2 separate regions of the Homo sapiens genome follow, and region 1 is linked to region 2. Evidence: chromatin contacts called from ENCODE Hi-C or POLR2A ChIA-PET data. All regions are on one chromosome and are shown on one strand. The core of a region is the stretch at or near the end of the contact, and the rest is flanking DNA. Distances in the headings are between cores, read along the strand shown. Region 1 overlaps LOC105379772 (a long non-coding RNA gene). Region 2 holds the start of HCRTR1 (hypocretin receptor 1).

The links. A loop is a pair of places that touch in the nucleus more often than their neighbours do. ChIA-PET counts read pairs that join two places held with the same protein, here RNA polymerase II (POLR2A). Pooled maps may share reads with other maps.
Region 1: a loop to region 2 is called in a pooled map, with 2.1 times the contacts of the local background. The contact joins the enhancer-like site here to the promoter of HCRTR1 in region 2. A Hi-C loop is called at or near these places in 3 of 37 single-sample maps with no recorded cell type and 4 of 50 pooled maps. POLR2A ChIA-PET finds 5 or more read pairs at or near these places in 1 of 52 experiments (activated CD4-positive, alpha-beta T cell).

Annotation. Positions count from the first base shown.
Region 1 is chr1:31,477,330-31,484,872 of GRCh38, reverse strand. LOC105379772 (a long non-coding RNA gene) reads right to left here. Exons shown (of 3, transcript XR_001737618.2): 2 at 6,483-6,639; 3 at 2,717-2,793. Among named protein-coding and RNA genes, the nearest start is that of LINC01226, 37 kb to the left of the region's middle. RefSeq lists a silencer at 546-724 and an enhancer at 1,389-1,698. Within about 2 kb of position 1,457, at least 13 of the 41 ENCODE cell types and tissues checked have a DNase peak (open chromatin) inside an H3K27ac peak, as active enhancers do.
Region 2 is chr1:31,612,296-31,618,938 of GRCh38, reverse strand. It overlaps HCRTR1 (hypocretin receptor 1), which reads right to left and starts at 1,250. Exons shown (of 9, transcript NM_001525.3): 1 at 1,058-1,250; 2 at 123-183. RefSeq lists enhancers at 645-1,334, 3,560-4,346.

The DNA.
Region 1 (7,543 bases), core at 208-2,707, 130 kb after region 2:
AGGTGCCCACCACCACACCCGGCTAATTTTTAGTAGAGACGGGGTTGCGCCATGTTGGCGAGGCTGGTCTCAAACTCCTGTCCTCACGTGATCCACCCACCTCAGCCTCCCAAAGTGCTGGAATTACAGGCATGAGCCACCACCCCCAAAAAAATTCAGACCAGGTGTGGTGGCTCACACCTGTAATCCCAGCACTTTGGCAGGCTGAGGTGGGCTGATCACGAGGTCAGGAGATAGAGACCATCCTGGCTAACACGGTGAAACCCTGTCTTTACTAAAAATACAAAAAAATTAGCCAGGCATGGTGGCAGGCGCCTGTAGTCCCAGCTACTCGGGAAGCTGAGGCAGGAGAATCGCTTGAACCCAGGAGGCAGAGCTTGCAGTGAGCCGAGATCCTGCCACTGCACTCCAGCCTGGGCGACAGAGTGAGACTCCTTCCCAAAAAAAAAAAAAAATCTGTTGATGGGTGGTGGTGATGGGTGCATAACAACATGAATGTGCTTAATACCACCTAGTAATATACTCAAAAAGGGTTAAAATGGTAAATTTTATGTTATGTATATTTTGCCACAATAAAAAACAAAATACTCATCCACTTGGGGCTGCTGAGCAGAGACAAGATCTTACTGAGGACAGCCTACCAGTGACTTGCTGCCTCTGCCTGCTGGACTGTTGGGTTCTTCTTCCCCAACACCAGCCTCAGCTGTTGGTGGCAGCAGAAAGGGGTTGGGGGAGCCCCATTCCCCATGGATCAAGCCCATCATGCCATCAAGAATTTGAATTTGGTGGCTTCCCACCCCATGGTTCAAAATCTCTTGGGATCCCAGATCCAGCAAATCTAATTGCAAATGTTTTGGGGTCAACCAAATAGGGACTGACTCTCCCTCAGTACCAGACCTTACTTTGTTTTCAATTCCAATGAACCAGAAATCATGAGGCACTTAGAGCCTTTTATTCCCTACTAATTACAATGCAAACTGCTACCCACATTTTCTTGCTTTTGTCTGAGGGTGGGATCCGTCAGTTATCAGAGCTGATGTGTAATCAGTCTGTTTGGCAATAGGAGCCAACAGGGATTCATTACCCACCACCCACAGCCAACCCCCTACACTGCAGCAACCAGGAAGCTGGGGAAGATGAGAGTATGGTCACCCCCTTTTCATTGTTTCATTCAGGGTAGAAATTCAGGGCCTACGGGGACATTGCAAATTCCTTTAACCTGGACAGCGATGCTGATGTGCAAGTTCCTAGAAAGCAGCATGGACATTAACAGAACATTAAGCAAGCATGATGACTAAACCAAAGGGAGTTGACGCAGAGCATTTCAACACCACGTAATTAATTACCCAGCAGAAAGACATTTCAGCAAAGGGCCTGGGGACCACATGATTCTACTTCCTCATCATAGATCTGCAACTGACTTCACAGATGGTGTGTAGCAGCCGTTGCGTGAGGTGTTTAAGAATAATCACCATGTTTTAATTCCATCTGCTTCCCCTGGGGAGAGAAATTCTTACTTGACAGTGAAGCTGAGGGAAGAGAGAGACCCTCTGATATTGTTTTATACTCAGTACCCGTTTTAAGAAAAAACGACAAGGAAGTAAAACCAAAGACAGGCAGCCCGGCGCCAGGCCAAAAACCAGGCCTGGGCCTGCCTGGCCTAAACCCAGTAGTTAAAAATCAACTCATAACTTAGAAACCGATGTTATTCATAGATTCTAGACATCATATAGAAGAACATTGTGAAACTCCCTGCCCTGTTCTGTTTCTCTCTGACCACCAGTGCATGTGGCCCCTGTCATGTACTGCCTGCTTGCTCAAATCAATCACGACCCTTTCATGTGAAATCTTTAGTGTTGTGAGCCCTTAAAAGGGACAGAAATTGTGCATTCGGGGAGCTCAGATTTTAAGGCAGTAGCTTGCCGATGCTCCCAGCTGAATAAAGCCCTTCCTTCTACAACTCGGTGTCTGAGAGGCTTTGTCTGCAGCTTGTGCTGCTACAAAGCCACACAGTACAAGGCAGTCTAGATTATCTTCCCCATTTGCTTCTGACAGTGTGAAGGTTGACACTGAGTTTGCCACTCTCCAGGGCAAATATCTTTAGTTCGTTTCACAAATGGGTTGACCGAGGTCCAGAGATTGTGGGTTGTGCCCAAGATCACAAGCTCAAATTCATGTGCGATGGATAGAGAGCAAGGGTTGCCTTGGAATCTGATTAACACCCTGTGGCTACTCCCAACTGGGGTGAGGGAATCTCCCCACACTCAGTACCCAGTCCTGATTAGGGTTAGAGTAGCATTAGTGGTCCTATGGGCAGGAGTCCTTCCTTTCTCCCTTATTCCCCACAGGAAAAATTTTTAATTGATAAGTATCATTGCCATGCATGCATTTGTATTTCTACCACCTATGTATGTATCCATAGACAATATAAAGTATTATTTTGTGTGTTCTTAAAAATTTAAAATAAATAGTATCATACCATATCATTTTGCAACCTGCTTCTTTTTTCAGTATTTAGTGTGTTTTAAGTTTATCCTTATTGGTTCATGTAACTCTACTTAAATTATTTCAAATACTATAAAGTAGTCCACTGTTTGAATAAACCTCAGGTTATCTACCCATTTTTTTGTGCATTATATGTATTATATAGTGAATTCTTACAATAACATAAGCTAGAGAAAAGAAAATGTTATTAAGAAAATCACAAGGAAGATAATATATATTTACTGTTTATTAAGAGGAAGTGGGGTCATCATAAATGCCTTCATCCTCATTGTGTTCATGCTGAGTTGGCTGAGGAGGAGGAGGAAGAGGGAGAAAGAGAGAAGGGTTGGTATTGTCATATCAGGGGTAGCAGAGGCAGCAGAAAAGTAACATATAAGTGAATGAACAGAGTTCAAACACAAACCCGTGTTGTTCAAAGGTCAATTTTTCTTTTCTTGTATAATTTATTGGGTGCAGTGTTCTAAAGATGTATTTTAGGTATAGTTGGTTTATAGTGTAGTTTAAGTTTTTGGTTTATAGTGTAGTTTAAGTTTTCTATTTCATTGTTGGTCTTCTGCCAAGATATTGTATTCATTATTGAAAGTATTCAACTACTATTGTTGAATTGCCTAGTTCTCCCTTCATTTGTCAGTTTTTACTTCACATATATTTGGCCTCTGTTGTTAAGTGCATATATGTTTATGATTATTATATCTTCCTGACACATTGACCCTTTTATGATTATAAAATGTCTCTCTTTAAAAGAGTATCATCTTTTTGTTTTCAAGTCTATTCTGTAATATTAGTAGAGCGACACCAGCTTTCTTGTGATTTCTGTTTGCATGATACATTTCTCCGTTCTTTTACTTTCTTCTTCTTCTTCTTCTCCTCTTCCTCCTCCTTCTCTTCTTCTTCTTCTCCTTCTTCCTCTTCCTCTTCTCCTCCTCTTCCTCTTCCTCCGTCATCGTCACTGTCGTCATTTCACTGTATCACCCAGGCTGGTCTCAAACTCCTGGGCTCAAGGAATTCTCCTGCCTCGGCCTCTGGAGTAGCTGGGACTGCAAGTGCACACCACTGCACCCGGCTCAAATTACCCATCCTTAATTGAGCACTGATTAGGCTTTTGGACTTTTTGCTATTATGAACAGGGCTGAAATGTCTCCTTGTGCACATGGGTGAGTTTTGTCCCCAATAAACATCTATTAGTGGAATTGCTGAATCATAGATGTGCTCATCTTAAAATTTCCCAGATATTGCCACATTTCCTTTCAAAATAATAGCCCTAGATAGTTATGAATTCCTGTTTTCCCAGGAATCTTGCCACCACAAAATGTCATTAGCCTTACTCTTTTTTTTTTTTTAAGTAGAGATGGGGTTTCACCATATTGGCCAGGCTGGTCTCAAACTCCTGACCTCATGATCCGCCTGCCTCGGCCTCCCAAAGTGCTGGGATTACAGGTGTGAGCCACCACGTCCTACTAGCCTTACTAATTTTTAAGTTTTCTTGCTGAGACCAGCTCGGTCTGGGAGACCCTAACTCACTGGCACTAGAGGAATTAAAGACACACACACAGAAATATAGAGGTGTGAAGTGGGAAATCAGGGGTCTCACAGCCTTCAGAGCTGAGACCCCCGAACAGAGATTTACCCATGTATTTATTAACAGCAAGTCAGTCATTAGCATTGTTTCTATGGATATTAAATTAACTAAAAGTATCCCTTATGGGAAACAAAGGGATGGGCCGAAATAAAGGGATGGTTAGTTTACTAGTTGGGCTAGTTAACTGCAGCAGGAGCATGTCCTTAAGGCACAGATCGCTCATGCTATTATTTGTGGCTTAAGAATGCCTTTAAGCAGTTTTCTGCCCTGGGTGGGCCAGGTGTTCCTTGCCCTCATTCCGGTAAACCCACAACCTTCCAGTGTGGGCTTCATGGCCATCATGAGCATATCACAGTGCTGCAGAGATTTTGTTTATGGCCAGTTTTGGGGCCAGTTTATGGCCAGATTTTGGGGGGCTTGCTCCCAACACTTTCTATTTCCCTGCTTTTCTATATGTCATTCATTGTTGAAAATGTCATTCAAATTTCTCTATTGTTACCCATTTTGTCTGTTTGATATCATTTACTGAGAGAGGCACATCTAAATTTCTCAAATTGTAGGTTTATTTATTTCTGCTTGTGCGTCTATCAATTTTTGCTCTGTATAATTTATAACCAGGGTAAGTGGAAGTTCACGTGGATAAAGCAAAATTCATGAACTCACTTATGCCCAGAGATCACAGAGAAGGCTGTATGACTAGGGAGATGAACTTTCCTGGTTTGCTCAAGACAGATGGGTTTCCCAGGATGTGGGACTTTCAATGGTAAAGCAAGGGAAGTACAAATGACCAATTCTAACATTTTCATGAATGAACCACAGAAGTGGAATGTGGGGGAGGAATCCTGCTTTGGGGCCTCCCCAGCATCCAACCTCTATGTCATCTTTTCTTCTCATGCCAGAATTTTCCAGCTATTAGAAGTTGGGTAACACTGATCTCACCTTTGGGTGGGCTGGTGATGAATGACTTATATTCTTGACCTGCAGACCACTGGCAGAATTCAAAGGGGTACATGAACTCATACAAGAAAGTAATTGCATCTTTATTTTCACCAGGGTCCCATTGACATTTGTCATTTTCTTTGATTATGAATACAAGAAACATCCACAGTCACATTAGCAATATGTGTGTGTTTGTGACCCAGAGGAAATCACAGATATTCATATTACATGACAGTTGTTGCAGACATCTCAAAAGTAAGGTAATTATTACATTTCCTGCTGCATACAGGTGATCAAAGTCTTTTCATCTGATGCCCCTGCAATGTTGCTAGCCAATATCAGACAACTCTTTGCCATGGGACAATGATGTCTCACATTCTCACACTGGTGACCCAGACACATTAATTGCTTTCCAGGATCCCCTATTCACATTAGTTTATCAATCAGTGGAAGGAGGTGAGTCAAAGAGCACTTCACAGTTTAACACTCGTATTAAAGCGTAGCAACCACCCTCACTGATGTGTCATTTTAAAATCAAATTAAAACTTTGACTTGCCCATATTTATAATATACTGTCTTATTAAGTAATGTATTAATTCAAAAATGTATATTACTCTATTGGAAGTTTGTTTATTCATTATTTTGGTAGCTATATTTTAATACACTCTGTTTCCTCTGTGATTTTTTTCTGAGACAGAGTCTCTCTCTGTCACCCAGGTTGGAGGGCAGTGGCGCAATCTCTGTCACTGCAACCTCCACCTCCTGAGTTCAAGTGATTCTGCTGCCTCAGCCCCCCGAGTAGCTGGGACTACAGGTGTGTGCCACCATGCTCGGCTAATTTTTGTATTTTGGGTAGAGACAAGGTTTTGCCATGTTGGCCAGGCTGGTCTTGAACTCCTGGCCTCAAGTGATTCACCCACCTCGGCCTCCCAAAGTGCTGGGATTACAGGCATGAGCCACCATACCCAGCCTCCTCTGTGATTTTATACATTTTACTTTGTGCATTTAAACACATTCTGAGGCCTGGTGTGGTGGCTTATGCCTGTCATCCCAGTACTTTAAGAGGCCAAGATGGGAGGATCACTTGAGGCCAGAGGTTCAAGACCAGCCTAGGCAATATAGTGAGAACCTATCTCTAATAGTAATAATAATAAATTTTTATTTAATTTAATTCAAAAATAAAAACACTCTGAGAAGGGATCCTTTGGCTTCCCCAGGTGGCCAGAGGCCTATGGCACTGAAAAGATGAAGAACCACTGGCTCGTTCCATCCCCCAGGTTGTTTTATTTTTATTATTTTTATTTTATTATTTATTATTTTATTCTGTTTTTATATTTCATAGTGTTTTTCACCTTTTAATACACTATATAGTCTACATTTAAAAATTATCTGTGCATCTCTACTAGAAAATGAAATCAATGGAAACAGAAATTTTGGTCTGTTTTGCTTGCTTCCATACCTCAGACATGGGAAAATGATACGTCAGCATTTAAGAAGCACTTGTTGGTTTTCAAGAACATCATGGCAGACGGCAGGCAGGACCAGATTGCAGCTCCCACTTGGACAGACAGAACAGTGTGTGGAGACCCACATCATGAACTTTTGCTCCAGAACTACTGCAGGAATAAACCAGAAAAGCTGAGATAACCCACAGACCCTCTGAAGGAAGCAGATTGCTCCCACAGGACCCAGGAGACACTTCAAATACTGTGAGTGCACAAGCTGTGGAAGTGGGAATGAGGGATCATCTGGCCTGAACACACACCCTCACTGGGGAACCTGAAGGTCTAGATCACGGGAGAAGATTCTGACCTTACCCGGGGCTAAGTCAACTTGGAAAGCCCAGCAAAATACAGGGGTAAAGGAAGCAGTGGAAAAGCCCTGTGGGCTCTCTGGGTCTCCTGAGAAGCCATTTCTGCATTATCTCACGGGGTCCTTGGGGAGGGCTGCCAGAGGTACTAGGAAAAGACCACAGGAAGAAGGAAACCTTCAGTTGGACTTTGTAGCAATTCCAACCAAATGCAAAGTCTCCTGGCCAGAACTTGGGGGAGGACATGAATCCGGTGGGCAGACTGCGCAGGTCGGGGAGGCCCGAAAGCCCTGTTTGCTTTCGCAGATGGGAAGCTGGTAGCCTGGGGCAAATTCTCAGCGCTGCTTGCCCACTGCCTGGAAACAGACTCAGTGCCGTTGGGGGTGGAGCATGGTGTGAGTGAGACTGGCCTTTTGGGTTGTGTGGGAGCTGAGTAAGGCCTGTGACTGCTGGCTTTCCCCCACTTCCCTGACAACCTGCAAGACACAGCAGAGGCAGCCACAATCCTCCTGGGAACATAACTCCATTGACCTGGGAACCACTCTCCCATCTGCCGCAGCAGTCACAGCAAGACCCATCCAAGGAGAGTCTGAGCCCAGACATGCCTAGCCCTGCCCCTACCTGATGGTCCTTCCATACCCACCCTGGCAGTTAAAGACAAAGGGCATATACTCTTGGGAGTTCTCGGGCCCTGCCCACCACCTGATCCT
Region 2 (6,643 bases), core at 1-2,500:
TTGGTGGAGGAAGACAGACCTGGGTTGCATCCCAATTCCACACCAGTTGCCTTGGGTAGCTTACCTGGCCTCTTTCAGCCTTGGTTTCCCCATCTGTCTAATGGGGTGACAGCCCTACATACCTTACAGGACCACGATGAGGAGTAATGAGCTCCGATGCGTGCCAAGTGCTTCACCAAGAACCTGGTACGAGAAGGTAGTTTCGGGGACGTTTCCGGTTACCATTATTAGGGTACCCTGCTTTGCAGATGAGACCGAAGCTCAGAGAGATTGAGTCTCTTGCTCAAGGTCACAAAGCTCTTAAGCCAGGTCTGTTCGAACCCACCAAACACCGTAGATTTGGGAGGAGAAGCCATCCCGATTGCAAATATTTCTTGAGCCAGTTCAGAGGCTTTAACTTTGGGTTGGGAAAACGGGCCAAGGGAGGTGTTAGAGACCCAAGCCCCACCCGCCATACCTGCCAGACCCTCCGGTGGGCACTCGCGGACACGCACACATACAACACACACACAGTGGGGGTGGTGCGCGGAGGGACTGACGACCCCTTGCGAGCAAGGGGAGCATCCAGGCCCCCTAAGAGGCCCCTTTGGGTCCCCAGGGCCGCGACGCTCCCCGACGGCCGCCAGGAGCCGCTGTTCCGGCGCGCGGGTCGCTCTCCATTCATAAATCCAGCCAGCCCAGCTCCCCGCCCCTCCCCTCCTCCCGCACTCAGCCCCTCCTTCCCCCGGCTGGGCTAGGACGACCCCGGCCAGGTGCCGGAGGGTTGCGGATCCCTGGAGACCCCTGGGGAAGGGGAGGGGACGCCTTCATACCCCACTGAACGCCGGCAGGCCCGCTCCGTCCGCGGGACCTTCCTGCACCTCGGGGGCTGGCGGGGCTCCGGGAAGGCGCGGGGGAGCGAGGGCACTCGGAGCCTGCCTAGAGGAGAGCAGCGCTGGCCGAGGAGCCAGTCTCCCAGCACCCAGGTTACCCCCCGAGACTCTTGGCTCCTCCCATCCCTCGCCGCGGGTCCTTTGGAACCCCCATCCCAGGCCTGGGGGTCCCCCACACCCCGCACCTGTTGGCTCCGGGACCCGGGCGTTCTCGGCTGCTGGTCCCCGGACCTGGCACCGGGGACTTCGCCTTCCTGCGAGGAAGGCCGAGCCTCTAGGGGCCGGGACTGCAGGAGGGGGCCGGGGCAGCCCCCTCCCTAGGCTGCGCTGCCTCGGCTCGCGGGGCTCAGCACGATCCGCGGCAACTGCGCGGGCTGTGGCTCGGCGCGGGCTCCGCCGGGCTGCGCGCTGCGGGGAGGGAGGGCCGGCGGGAGGGGCAGGGCGGGGTGGGAGCCCCCAGACGGTCTTGGCTCCCTGTCTTCCAGCCCCGAGACCCGCAGGGCGGAGGGAGACGCTCGTTCCTTCTAGCCTCCCACTTCAAGCTTCCATCCCACCTCCATTCATGCGTCCATCCGTTCATTCATTCCATCCTCATTCATTCAACATTTATGCCCCTGGCCACCCCGCATTCTGGGCGCACTTAGTGTGTGCCGGCGGGCCTGGCAGCTTCAGAGGGCCACAGTGCAGAGGTGGAGCCCAGCCCCGCCTCTCCTTGCTGCCTCACCTAACTGAGGAGGAGGATGGCACAGGTGGGTCACAGGGGTGAGACAGAGAGGATGCCTGCACCGCCTCCAGCCTAGCTCCGGATGCTGCTGTAACAGCTAGCTCCCAACGATGCCAGAGAAGCCTGTTCTCCCATCTCCCAGCCCCCCATCCTATCTGCCCCCAGTTTCTCTTTTTGTTATACCTACTGTTCCCCCCAAAAATCAAGGACGCCGGTGGGGACAGAAGTGGGGGTTCGTTAATTCCACAAATAACGATTTATTAAGCTGTGTGCTAGGCAGTGAGTTCTAATAATACAGCTACCGTTTGGATAATGCATATGATGCCTGCTCTCATTTAATCTTCATATCAACCTGGTGAGGTGGTCGTTATTGTCCCCATTTTACAGATAAGGACACTGGATCCACATGGCGCAATGACTTGCCCAAGGTCGCACAGCAGAGGCAGAGCTGGGCTTTGAGCCTCTGCCCCTCTCAGGCCTCTAGCCTCTCTCACCAGACACAGTCTCCCTCCCCTGCAAAATCTCTCTGGCTGGTGGGGGAGGCAGGTGCACACCCAGGCAATTAACCTGTGGTGTGAGGAGGGTGTGAGGGCCCTGGGGGCTGTGGGGCACAGGAGGACAGACCGACTCAGCCAGGGCATGAGAACAGGCTTCCTGGAGCAGGGACATCTCCATGGAGACCTGAAGAATAAGAAGGTAGCCTGCAAGGGGGATTGTGGTATTCGAGGAGAGGCATTCAAGGTCAGGAAACAGCAGGTGCAAAGGTTTGAAGGTTGGGGATTCTGGAAATCACAGGTAGGTGAAGGGTGACTGCCTGAGCATCATGCAGTCACCTTGGCCATCCCCTAGCTCAGCATAGGACATTCCTAACATGTCACCCTCTGAAACTCACACTGTTTCCCTCCTGGGAGGTGACTCCTGGGATGCAACCACCATCTTTCCCATTGCAGCCAAAGCCCTTTTCAAAGGCTCTGAAGATGCGCCGTTAGGCATAGGAGGTGTGGGAGAGGAACTGGAGCAGCATAAGGGAGGGGGCCAGTGACCTTAACCTCTGCAGAACAGGAGGATGGACTGAAGCTAAACCCAAGGCAGAACTTTGTCCTTGGGCAGGTATGGCATCTGCATGGTGTGTGATGTCTTGTCTTCCCTAGGTGCTGGCCGAGGTAGGAGAATGAGTGAAGGGACTCAGAAGAGGGGCTGCTGTGTGTGTGTGTGTGTGTGTGCGTGTGTGCATGTGTGAATGTGTGGGTGTGTGCATGTCTGCATATGTGTGCATGAGTGTGTGTTTGTGTTTGAGTCTTGAATTCAAGTAAGGGCTGTGGTGTGTGTCTAGGGAATCCAGTGTGTTTGAGTCTGACTGTGCATATGAGCAGGGGGTGGGCTCTGGGTTGATGACTGGAGGTCACTCTGGGTGGGATGTGTCTGTCTGGGTCTTGATCTGTCCCTGTGTTTTGGCGTTTGTGTCTATGGGGAATGTGTATGTGTGAGGAGATGACTGTTTCTCAGTGTGGATCTGAATGTTCAACTGTGGCTTTGACTAGCACTGGCCTCCCAGCGTGTTTCCCTGTGAGTGTGGGAATGTGAGTGTGGCCATGCCTTTGTGTGTAAGGTTCTGTGAGTGTGCATATGTGGAACTTGGTACATCTGTTCCCACGGCAATGACTCATCTTATCCCCCCACATTCTCCCCCCTACCTGGAGCTGTGATTGTTTGCTATGTAGGGGCTGCAGAGGGGGCTGCAGCATGTAGGGGGATGGGAGGCAGATCGTGTGGGGACACTCCAATAACAGTTGCGGCAAACAAGGTTCAGCCCGCAGTGTGGAAGGTACAGATCCATGTTTGTCTGTGTGGGCGGTAGGCACTGGCCAAGCCCAGCACAGCCCAGGCTTAGAACCTAGCCCAGAGTGCAGATCTCCATATTACAGGGCCTCCCAGATACCATGGGTTGGAGTGGGCAAGGGGCTCGCCAGGCTCCCCCATGTCATGATACAGGGTGGTGCATGTCTGTGTAGGGAGGAAATCATGGCTGAGAATTCCCCCCAGTATACAATGTCACAGAGTCAGTCCCATCTCCACTTAAGAGGGATCTCAATTGCCAACCTTCCCCCACCCTTTATCCGTTGGTGCCCCAAAGATGGCTGCTCCCCAGGTCAAGGGATATCCTAAGAGATTCCTGCCATCACAAGCAACAGATCTCCCTGTCTCCCCTATCAGACGCTGGCCAGGGATTTTCAAGCCAGCAGCAGGAGCCAGGGCGCTGGCCTGGAGGCACTAGGCCTCGCAGCCCCTCTGGTCCTGAATCTGGCCTATTTAGCCACAGCCTAAGGGTGGGAGAGGCCAGTTATTTGGCCTAGATGGGCATGAGAGAGAGTGGGTGTATGCTCAGAGAAAATCCTGGGGGCGGGGCGGTGGGAACCAGTAGTGTTCTAGAAGACCTACAAGAAGCTGCAGGATTTTGGTCCTCGGGCACAACAGCACTGGCTCTGGGAACCCTGGCCAAATGCCCATGTCCAAGGGAGGGCCCTAGGGACCTCAGGTCCTCCATGTCCAGGCTGGGCTCCCAGCCCTTGTGCCTCCTCTGCCCAGGGAGGGCTGGCCTCAGGGCTTTGCTGTGCTTGAGCTGTCTGTCAACAGGGGCCCCCACGACCTCTTTCCCGAAACCAGCCAGCCCCAGCCTTGTTGATCTAATCCTGAGCCTCTGAGCCACAGGTCCCTGTCATATCCATCTTCAAGTGTCACCCTAGGCACTGGCCCCAGGTGCTACCTCCTCCTCCTTCCCGATCCTGCTGTGACTTACAGTAACCTCTGTCTGGCTAGGACTAGAGTAATTGGAATGTAATTGGGTTTCCTCTTGCTAATGCCGCTACAGACCTGGGCACGTGGATAGGAAAACTCTGGGGAAGGCAGAGGTGCTTTGTAGAAGAGCAGAGATCAGGCAGCAGGCCGAGGTGTGGGGTGGGTGAGGGGAGGCCAGCAGAGATGGGCTGTGCTTTTGGAAAGGGGGATTCTGAGGGCGGAGCCTAGGAGGCCACTGAGCGGCTGTGGTGTTTTTGTCTTTGGGCCAACAGCAGTGGCCTCTGGGAGCTCATGCCCAGGGAGGGACCCAGAGACCTCCTGTTCCCCATATCCAGGTCCTCAGCCTTTGTGCCTCTTCTCCTCTGGATGGGCCCCCTCCTTCAGGGTCTGGGTGGCTTGAAGGAGACAGGCAGCCGCTAGGAGAGGAGGAGCACAGGACCCAGAGTCAGGCATTCTCTGTGACTCCCAAAGCTGAGATCATTTTCCTCTTTGGTTTTGTTTTTTGAGACAGTCTTGCTCTGTTGCCCAAGCTGGAGTGCAATGGCACGATCATGACTCACTGCAACCTCCACTTCCTGGGCTCAAGTGATTCTCCTGCTTTGGCCTCCCAAAGTGCTGGGATTACAGGTGTGAGCCACCACTCCTGGCCTAGAGAGCATCTTCAAGCCAGTGGCAGGAGCCAGGAAGAAGGGGCTGGAGCTGGCAGCCTTCTGTCTGTCCACTTACCCGTATACTCACTCAACAAACAAACTCGGAGGCTGGGTAGGCTGCAGAGACGGAGACTCTCCTGGTTAGGCTAGGGAGACCCTCATGGAGACGAGTGGATAGGGGTGGTGTGAAATGCATCAGGATGGAGCCTGTGGAGGCAGGGTGGGGGCAGAATGGGACAGCACCAACAACAAGGCACAGAAACCACAGAAAACACATCTCCTCCCACCTGCCCCCACCCCGCCCCTGGTGTTGAGGAGAGGTCAGGAGCCAGGCTTTGGGGTCAGGAAGACAGGGATTAGACTGCCACTCTGCTGCTTACTACTGGGTGATCTTGGGCTGGTCACTTCCTTCATCTCTGTGATAGGCTAAAATGGCCCCCAAAGATGTCCACGTCCTAACCCCCAGAACATGTGGCTATGTTCCATGGCAAAAGGGGCTTTGCAGATGTGGCTAAATTAAGGGTCCTGGCACAGACAGACATAATCATACACATGCACATATTTAAAAATAATTTAACATTTTAAGAAGTCCAAGTGGTCATCATTTGTCAGACATCGTGACACTTAAGTGGCATTTGGTATTGTTTTTAGCCATGTATTGGTGCTGGGGGCTGCAAAAGATCTAAACCCTAAAATAATAAATAATATTAGTAATAAACAATGGCCATAGTAAATGTGTGCTGGTATGATTATTTTGACACAGGGACACACAAGTGGGGGAAGGAAAGAGGAGGGGCCTGTTCTTCCTGGGAAGTGTGTGTGTGTGTGTGTGTGTGTGTGTGTGTGTGTGTGTGTGGTGGGAAAGGTGGGGAGCTGGGGTTTCAAACTATAACCTGGATCACCAGACATTTAAGGAAAATATTTAGCAGGGCAGAGAAAGACCAAGATAAACAGAAAAAATTTCCAGAGGCAATTTGGGCTAGGTATTGAGGGGTGAACAGGAGCTCACAGCTAGCCTTTGAATGAGACATGCTAGGCAGGAGTGGGAGAGGAAGAAGGGGCAGTATTCCGGGTAGAGGGGACAGCATGAGCACAGGCATGGGGTGGACATGGTGAAAGGCCTGCTGCAAGCTAGTATGCCACAAATACTAGTTTGGCCTGAGAGTGTACCCATGAAGAGGAGCAATGAGAAACAAAAAGATGGGTGAAACGCTGGCCTCCAGGGCAGGCTGAGGTGCTTGAACTCAATCTATCCCAAAGATGATGGGAGGGTTTAACCCAGGTGCGACACAGACAGGTCGGCAGTTTTGTCCTGCAACTTAAGCAGATTTGAAATTAATAACACATTTTCCTTGTAAAATATTCAAACCATTCAGAATAAATGAAAAGCATTATTTTTATTTCTGTGGATTACTATTGACTCCTTATTTGAATATAGTGACTGTAACAAAGAGCCCCACCAAATGACAGTGGCTTTGAAAGTTGAAAGTGTTTTTCTTGGCTGGGCGAGGTGTCTCACACCTGTAATCCCAGCACTCTGGGAGGCCAAGGCGGGTGGATCACTTGAAGTCAGGAGTTTGAGACCAGCCTGGTGTCAACAT